Linked DNA regions of Mus musculus: region 1 is linked to region 2. The links are chromatin contacts, found by POLR2A ChIA-PET in ENCODE. All regions are on one chromosome and are shown on one strand. The core of a region is the stretch at or near the end of the contact, and the rest is flanking DNA. Distances in the headings are between cores, read along the strand shown.

The links. ChIA-PET counts read pairs that join two places held with the same protein, here RNA polymerase II (POLR2A).
Region 1: POLR2A ChIA-PET joins it to region 2 with 24 read pairs in embryonic stem cell. The contact joins the promoter of Smg5 here to the promoter of Slc25a44 in region 2. POLR2A ChIA-PET finds 5 or more read pairs at or near these places in 5 of 5 experiments (Patski and embryonic stem cell).

The regions. Positions count from the first base shown.
Region 1 is chr3:88,332,773-88,337,690 of GRCm38, forward strand. Smg5 (Smg-5 homolog, nonsense mediated mRNA decay factor (C. elegans)) reads left to right here and starts at 3,488. Exons shown (of 22, transcript NM_178246.3): 1 at 3,488-3,725. The coding sequence starts at 3,652. It overlaps Tmem79 (transmembrane protein 79), which reads right to left and starts at 1,661. Exons shown (of 4, transcript NM_024246.5): 1 at 1,610-1,661; 2 at 120-910. The coding sequence starts at 867.
Region 2 is chr3:88,422,717-88,427,178 of GRCm38, forward strand. Slc25a44 (solute carrier family 25, member 44) reads right to left here and starts at 2,425. Exons shown (of 4, transcript NM_178696.5): 1 at 2,012-2,425. The coding sequence starts at 2,055. It overlaps Gm33513 (a long non-coding RNA gene), which reads left to right and starts at 2,364. Exons shown (of 3, transcript XR_375819.2): 1 at 2,364-2,453; 2 at 4,454-4,462.

The sequences.
Region 1 (4,918 bases), core at 2,238-4,737, 89 kb before region 2:
ACAGAGAGTGGCAGGTTCAGGATACCCTGAGTGGTTCCAGCAGAATGAAGAGAAACCACCCAGTCGAAAGCTCTGTAATCCACTTCCCAGGTAGCCCTTCTCCACGGGGCCAGACTCACCGAGTACGATGGGAAAGGTGGCAAAGACCCCACAGCGAAGGGTGTAAACCAAGCGGGAGCTCATGGTGGGCAGCCTCGGGGCATCGAAAGGCAGGAAGGCGTATGCTCCGTACAGCAGACAGGGGAAGAAGATGAGGGCCGCCACCACCGAGGCGACAGCTCTCAGTGCCTCACGACCTCCACAGCTTCCACAGCCCCCGCAGGACCGGCCAGGGGGTCTCACCACGGCCTCAGCCCACTTGCGCTCTGGGGGCTCAGGGTGGCTGAGTCGAGCTGGCAGGAAATTCCTGAGCTCGCCTGGTCCAGCGTCGCGATGCAGGATGCGCTCCTCCTGTGGCTTCCGCTCGATGCACTGTAGATCAATGGGCACGAAGGCCCTAACTGTCTTCTCGGGGAGCAGGTTGGCATCCTCTTTGAATGGCTCCTCCGACTTAGTAGGTGCCTCTGACTCTAGGGGCTCTGGTTCAATATCTCGCCAGCCCGGGGGATCCGGAAGTGGGGCGCTAGGATGGGGGTCAGTTCCCCAGGGTAAAGTGGCAGCCTCACTTATTGTGCTGTCTGGACCATCCTCAGGCCCCTCTCTGACTATAGGAGACCCTACTGAAGACCCCACTCTGAGCGACTCAGTTCCAGGGGACTCAGTCCCACCTTCTTCCTCTGACTGCAGGACTAAAGCCTGCGGTGGGCTCTTCTCTGGAGTCTCGGGTTCCTTCATGTCCAGCAGGGCCAGTGTCTCCGGTTCTGTCATTGTGAGGCTTCAGTTCCGAGGGCTACCACAGAACGATGTCATCCTATAGGCAGTGGGAGAAGTTCTGTGAGAATACCTAGTCTTCTGGCCCCAGGACAGTTTCTCAGACCTAGAACTCCCCAGAGAAGCTGGCCTCATGGGACTCTAGGGAGAACACTGTGGGGAGGAAGGTGTTGAAACAGAGAGGCGGGCGGGCAGCAGAGGAGCGAAATGGAGGATCCCTTTCAAAATAAATGTCATCCAGCAGGACAAGGGTGAGTCAGGGGGCACAAGCAGAGGCAGGTGTGGCCTGTCTATACCCACACCTGCCTTCTACTCTCTCCACTAAAACTCCCGGATTTTTGGCCACCCTGGCTTTGGAATGGGAGGCTGAGGTGTCTAGGACTAGGCGGAGTTTCTCTACAGCCAAGGGTCACCCTATAGATAGAGAAATTGGCCCTTCCCCCTTCCTTCCACCTGCCCTTTGACCTGCAGGTCCCTCCAGGAACTCGACACCAGATCTCGGTTCCTCAGTCTCCATTCCAGGAGTCGGTCATTTTCTGAACTCTCCCATTGCCAGTCTCACCCGATTCAGCTGGGCTGGGCTCCACTCAGACTCCCAGCTCTAGTGTGGCCGTTCCCAAGCCTTCCTCTTGTTTCCTCCCCTGCCACCCTCCAGCTCACAGCTTCTGGATTGGGCTCCCTTCGTTCACCTCTTGGGCCCCTCCTACCCCTGCCCTTTGGATCCATGATACCCTCTTACTTTCCATCTGCAAAGAGGCGGAGGATCTCCGGAAAGGAGCTGCCTAGCTCCTGGCTGGCTCTGCAAGTATTTCCCAGTTTCCCTCCCTTGCCTGTGTCTCCAAACCTGTCTGACCAGAGCGGGTGGGGCCCAGATTAAAGGCGCAGGCCCTGCCCTACAGAATCTGCCTACTGGAAGGACTCTACAGGAGGACGTCATCCTTTTTGAAAGTAAGGGTGCAGCTGGGCACAGAGGTGTGGACTTAATGTATTCTGGGATCTGTAAGAGCTTCCAGCTCAGGGAAGCATCAGGGTATAAAAGTGGGTTTGTGTATCAAAGGGTGCTCAGAGTAAATTGGCTAAAAGATGACACTGCAAGTTTGTTCATCCAGTAAATGTTTATTGGGTATCTATTATTAATGAGGCGCTATTTCTGTGGTGGTACAAGCCTTTAATCCCAGCACATGAGGCAGAGGCAGGCAGATTTCTGAGTCTGAAGCCAGGCTGGTCCAGCAGCCAGAGTTATGTAGAGACTCTCTCTCTCTCTCTCTCTCTCTCTCTCACACACACACACACACACACACACACACACACACTCCAACAAACAAAAAAAGTGCTAGTCTAGGCACATGTACAGAAAAGAACAAAGTGACAAGGTTTCTAGCTGTTCAGGTAACCAACATTAAAGTTCACACCAAATCAGTAGTAGAATTTCAGTAGTGAGAGCCTCTTTAGGGTGACTGAAGCTGAAACCCAGTGGAAGTTCCCTGTAGAGGAACAGCGCAGCCAACAGATGGAAAAAGACTTGAGGCAGTTTGAGGAATAGAAAGGAGACTTGGTGGCTGGAGCCAGGAGCATAGTGGTATATACATTGCCATTATAATGTGGAGAGAGAGAGAGAGAGAGAACCCCAAAGATCCGCCTTATAGTTAGGAAAACAATAGGGCTGACAAGATGGCTCACCAAGCCTGACTACCTGAGTCTGATTCCCCAGAGAACCACACTTTTAAAAGAAAACTGACTCTCCCAAGTTCTCTGGCCACGTGTATGTTGTATGCATGCACCCACAAAATATAAATAAATAACTCTCTCGGGAAGAATTCCTTTAAAAAACAAGCAACTTCAGGAGCCACCCCTCAGGCGCGCTGGGATTTTGGCAGCTGACTTGACCTTGTGCATGCCGATCTCCACAACCTCCGGATCTTAAAATCTTTTCGCTGCCCCTCTTCTGCAACGATGTCTGATTCAATGATAGCTGGCCCATTCGTTTTATTATTTTATGCACTTTGGCGTTTTGCCTCTAAACATGTCTGTATGAGGGTTTCGGACCCCCTGGAGCTGGAGTTTCAGATGGTTGTGAGCTGCCATGTGGGTAGTCACTTCTCCAGCACCTAGCTGTCCCATGGCGAGCTTTGCACTCTACGGTCTCTTTTCTTTTCCCCTGGAAACTTAATTTTTTTAAATTCATTTTATTTTGGGGGCTAGGGAGCGTGACACGGAGCTCGCGTGTGAAGTTCAGGCCAACCTGCTGGAGTCAATTCACCTTATACCATGCGGGCTCCAGGGGTCGGGCTCAGGTTGGCCGCAAGCGCCTTTAGCCGCTGAGTCATCTCGCCAGCGCGCTCTTTTTAAACTTGAGACAGGGTCTCTGCACGTAGCAGGGTGGGAACTCGCTGCAGGTTGCCTCGGCTGCCGACGAGCTAGGCGGATGAGCCTGCGCTAGAACGCTCAGTTTCTCTACATCTGTGGCAATAAAGTGTCCCCCGAGGACTTAAGCCCAGCAGAAGCCATGCCACCCACAACCAGCTCGGTTGACTTCCCGGAGAGAGAAGGCAATTTTTCGCGAGACTTGGTGGGTTGGTCGCCGGTCCGCGGCTTGGCGGCAGCTATCGCGAGATTTGATAGGTGGAGGAGGAGCCATCTCAGGCAGCCGCCTCACAGCGATGGCGGCCGAGCAGGGCCGGCGGCAGTGGCGGCTGCGGGTACAGCTGGAGACGGCAGTGGAGGCGCCAGTGGTGGGTGGCGGGGGCCTGTGACCAGGAGGTGCCCTCGGGCCCAGGCACCATGAGCCAAGGCCCTCCTCCAGGGGAGAGCAGCGAACCCGAGGCAAAGGTCCTCCACACCAAGCGGCTTTACCGGTGAGAGGGCCAGGGTGTGTGTGTGCAGCCGCGGCGGGGAAGCGGGGCCGGCGAGGGGCGGGGCCTGCGGCTGGCGGGCGGGCCGGGCGAGGGCGGGGGTGCAGCGGGGTGCGGGCGGGCGTCCCGGGAGGAGCTGAGAAGCAGTGGGTGGGTGGGTGGGTGGGAGGTTTGAAGCGAGTGCAGGAACCCCTGCCGCGGTGAGCCTAGCGTGACGCGGGGCTTTGCGGAGTTGGAGAGAGCCGGTGGGAATTGGGGGCAGCTGAGGATGGGGGTCACGGGTGGAGAAGACCCGAAAGGGACTGGTGCTCAGAACCCTACCGGGCACCTGTGGTTTACTGGAAACAGCCATTGACTGACGTCCTCCAAACCAGGTTCATGTCCTTCATTTGCCCCTCTCGCTATGTGACCTTGGGCCTCAGTTTCTTCCTTAAAAGGAAGGATTTGAGCCGGGCGTGGTGGCGCACGCCTTTAATCCCAGCACTCAAGAGGCAGAGGCAGGTGGATCTCTGAGTTCTGGGCCAGCCTGGTCTACAGAGTGAGTTCCAGGACAGCCAGGGCTACACAGAGAAACCCTGTCTCGAAAAACAAACAAACAAAAAACAGAATTTGATTGATGGCTCATCCCTGGCTGCTCTTCCCGAGGTTCCTGGTTCGATTCCCAGCACCCATATAGCAGCTCATTAACTGTAACTATGGGATCTGACACTCGCACAGACATACGTGTAGGCAAAACACCAGTGCACAAAAATTAAAGGTAAATCTTTTAAGAAAGAAATTTCAAATTTTATATACATATATAGGTTTGATTTGAATACACTATGAAATCCATTATGGCTTACATTTTGTGGACTCTTGAGTTGGAATAAAGACTAGAAAGGCTAATTATTTTGTTGACTAGGAAGGAGGACTTTGGGTTCATCGGTGCAGGCACCCTGTGACTCAGTTCTTCCTTAGGATCTCATGTCCACAGAGTGTAGGTAAAACGTAGATCGCAGAGCTGAGTCATGGGAAGATGAAGAGTGGAGACCACGCTGACTGTTCTGCCTTCTAGTAGGAGGTGGAGCTCCAGCTTCCGTCTTACCTCAGGCCCTGCTGAATGGAGGCTGCCATGAGAAAACCCAGAGCTGCTTGATTCATGTGCTCTGCCTCTTCTGGCCTTGTAAGCTAGGAGGCGAAAGGGAATGTAGGCCTGT
Region 2 (4,462 bases), core at 1,175-3,674:
GCTTGCTCCAATGTCCTATAGCCTCCAGATGCCCTGCTGAAATATCAGTTTTTGTTTCATCTGCTGGAAAACTCTCTTTTTAGAAATATGAATGCAATCATTCCTCAGCCTTCTTTTCTCCTGGTTCAGCCAGTCCATCTTCCTTCTGGCCCTTTGTCTGACCTTATTTGTGGTACTGGACTCCAATTCTGGATTTTCTGTTCATGGGGCTAGGGTTGTAGCTTAGTTGACAGAGTGACTGCCTAGCATGTACCCAGTCCTAAATTTAATTCCCACCATGGCACGACAACAACAATGATATGGTGACCCAGGCCTATAGTCCTAGCATTTGGGAGGTGGAAGATCACAAGTCTCTAGTCATCTTTGACTATGGCAAGTTCAAGACCACCCAGGGTTACAAGAAATCCTGCTTTAAAAAACAACAGAGGGGCTGGAGAGATGGCTCAGCAGTTAAGAGCACTGACTGCTCTTCCAAAGGTCCTGAGTTCAAATCCCAGTAACCACATGGTGGCTCACAACCATCTGTAATGAGATCTGATGCCCTCTTCTGGAATGTCTGAAGACAGCTATAGAGTATTTACATATAACAAATAAATAAATCTTCAACAACAACAACAGAGTTGGGCAGTGATGGTGCACGCCTTTAATCCCAGCACTCGGGAGGCAGAGGCAGGCGGAATTCTGAGTTCGAGGCCAGCCTGGTCTACAGAGTGAGTTCCAGGACAGTCAAGGCTACACAGAGAAACCCTATCTCAAAAAAAACCAAAACAAACAAACAAAAAACCCCAACCAAACCAACAACCAAAGCATTGTTTGTGAATCACTAAGTGCCTTCTGTACATCCCATCAGATCGCCCAGACCAGGGAGCGTTTTATGCTTGAAGTTATCAAATGAAATGGAAAGTAGACTAGCTCAAATATGCACGTGTTACAACTCTCCTCACATAAGCAAAACTCAGAACTACTCTCTTGCTTTGCTTTGCTGCCTTTGCTGCTGTTTTGTTGTTTGTTTGGTATGAGTTTCAAGTGGCCCAAACTGGCCTTGAACTTCTGAGCCTCTTATCTGCAATTCCTAAATGCTGGGATTATAGATGTGAGCCACGATAACACTTGCCGGGTTTATTCTGAGCTGTGTGCTATGCGCATTCTACCAACTGAGCTAGATCTTTGGCCCTTGGAGTTAACAACTGTGGAAGGATTTTGCTAACAGTAAAGTATTTCCCTTACTGCACAAGGTTCTACTGAGCAGGGTTACTCCAAGTCCTCACCAGCCATCTGGTCCACAGATGGCATGGACAATATAGTTGTCTATATAAGAGCAGACCTAGGTGTGGTAGCACAGGTCTATCACACTAGCCCAAGGGGGCTGAGGCAAGAGAAACAGGAGTTTAAGGTCAGCCTGGTTTACACAGTAAAACCTGTCTTGGGGGTCAGAGGGGACTCAGGCCATACTGTAAACCTGCTGATAAGAAACAACACTCTAACATCTCTAGATAATATATGGATTGTAAAATGTGAGAAGCATTGCTTTACTTATTCCAGCTTGTCAGTTTTATAAGAACTATAACTATTCTCAGATTCCAGCATCATTAGAACCAGGTTAGGAGTCCTCTGATTCCATCCTTGGTAGTGGACACAATGATGATTAACTGGTCCATTCCAATCAGCCACTCCCACCACATCGGGTCAACTCCTGACCAGACACCAGGCTGCCATTCTCAGACAAAACAGATACTTCCCAGCACCCTCTTTTCTTTCTCTCTGCCACTTCAGGTTCTGCATTCTGGGAGCTGTCACCCACATAAACGCGAATTAACTGTCCCGCTAGCTATTCATTGCCCTTCACTAGGTCCTGACTATGTCGCCTCCCAATCTAAGCCTCCTCCCTCCGGCATGGTGAGGTTCCACCTAGTCTTCATTGGTCTTCAATAGATTTCCACGTGATCCTCCATCACACACACCACATGACAATCCCCTCCACACACTCCACGTGACACCCTCCTTTATGCACCTTCTGTCAGGCTCTTGCACGGCCAATTCAGAGTCCCCGGGCATACCCCTCGTCAGGCTTCTCTAGCTGTCAGTCTCTCATGCTCCTCGGCCAGGACGAGATGCCTCGGGGGACTTGCCTTTCGTTGCCAAAACTGCAGAGCGGCTTCCCATGGCGATGCAGCCCCGCAGAACAGACAGATATCCACTGCCTCCTCGACAGGTTGAACCTTAGGTACCTCTGATCCTTCAAGACACCTAAGCACCGTGGTCGCTTTCCTTCTCAGACCCCAGCGCTTTAGCCGCGTCTGAGACTGGGACTCCTAGACCGCAGCCCCCGCGCTATCCTCCAGTCCCAGCGACAGCCAGACTCGGTTCGCATCTTCCTCCATCTCCACTGGGATCCCGGTATTGCCGGAACCGGAAACTGAGATGCTGTCATTCCCTCCCACTGTGAAGCAGCGGTAATTCCACCAATGGCATTATCAGCCTTTGAGCCTCCCTCTAGAAGCGCCTCTTCGGCCATCTTGGATTAGGGAACTAGCCCCGCCTCCTTTAGCTTCTATATGCCCTCAAGCCAACCACGCAAACGAGTCCTGCTAGGGGACTTCGTAATTGGCTGACACTTAAACCCAGAGGCAGAGGACTCTGCTCCCTCTCTCCCTCCCTCCCTCCCTCCCTCCCTCCCTTTCTCTTTCTTTTTCTTCTTTACTTCTCTCTCTCTCTCTCTCTCTCCTTTTTTTTGTTTTACTTTCATTTCTTTTTGGGAAAAGTCTTGCTACCAAGACCTGGGGGGCGTCCAACTCATTAATTCCCCTGTCTCAGATTTCCAAGTGCTAAGATTGCAGACCTGCTCCTCCACTCCTGGTTTCTGGGACTCTTCTTGACAATACAGTGAAGTCACCTTTTGCTTAAAGATCTAGTGGAATCTTTATATTCAAACCTAAATTTTAGAATTCGAATTTTAAGTAGAGAGGAGGGGAAATCTAATCTTTAGTTTTTCCGTAGCTTTTTCTCATATTTGGAGCCCAAACAGTAGAGGTAAAGGAAGGCACGATAAGGTAGCTAATTTTCAGATATAGTAACTCAATTTGGATAAACAGCGGTGACACCAGCTGTGGGTCTGGTTTTACACATATATATATTTTTAAAAGGTGTTTGTTTGTTCTATACTTTCAGTCTATGCTGGTAAGATTTTGTTTTGCCGGGCGTGGTGGCACACGCCTTTAATCTTAGTACTTGGGAGGTAGAGGCAGGCAGATTTCTGAGTTCGAGGCCAGCCTGGTCTACAGAGTGAGTTCCAGGACAGCCAGGAATACACAGAGAAACCTGTCTCAAACCCCCAACTCCCGCCCCCCAAAAAAGATTTTGTTGTTTTGTTTTTGTCAGCTTGATGTTGGCTAGATTCATCTGGGAAGAGGAAATGTAAATCGAGTAATTGCTTTCAGTGGACTGATTTGTTAGCATTTTATTGGTTAATGACTGATGTGGAAAGGCCCAGCCCAGTGTGGGCTGTGCTACCCTTGAGCAATCTGAATGTGAACCCAAGGAGAAAGCACTATATACTCTCTCTTAGTCTCTGTGTCAGTTTCTGCCTCTGGGTTCCTGCCCTGCCTTGCCTTTATTATGAACTGTAACCTGTAAGGTTAAATTAATCCAGGTTGGGTGTGATTGCACAAGCCTTTAGTTCCAGAACATCGGAGGCTAGGCAGAAGGATCCCTGTGAGTTCAAAGCCAGCGTGATCTACATAGTGAGTTCCAGGACCTACATGAATATATAAAGAGACTGTTTCAAAAAAAAAAACCAAAAAAACAAAAAAGATCAAAGAAAAGATAGAATAAATCCTTTGTCAAATTGTTTTTGGTCGTGTTGTTTATCACAGTAATGGAAAGCAAACTAGGACACAATCTGTCTTTTTTTTTTTTCAACTATACTGATACATAAAAACAAAGTTTGAATGTAGTAATTAATGGGTACCAGGTGATTTTGTTTTGAGACAAGGTCTCACATTGTAGCCCAAGCTATTCTGAAACTTACCATGGTCCTAGGGTAACTTCAGATTTATAGCAGTGGTTCTACCTCACCATGGCATGTTCTGGGATTACAGGCTTGAGACATCGTGATGGCCTCTGAACATTCATTTCTTTCTGGGGGCTTGGGGGAAAACTCAGAGTCCCTTCTAGCTTTGGGGAAACGTGGAGAGCTTTGGGGCTGCCTTCTAGAAATTTGGCAGGAATTTGACATTGGCTAGGACGAGGATGTGGGCTCAAGTTCTTGATCATCTTGATAAGTCCCTGAATACCACCAGAATTGTTTGTTCCTTGACCTAGAGTTGACCTTATTCTTTGCATGTCCTTAGAATGATATAAAAGCAACTGGAAAAAGATAAACCCACTTCAGCCTCAGCACTAGGTGGAGTCATGTTATAATGTTGTCTAATTTTCTTTTTCTTTTCAATCCTAGATCACTCCC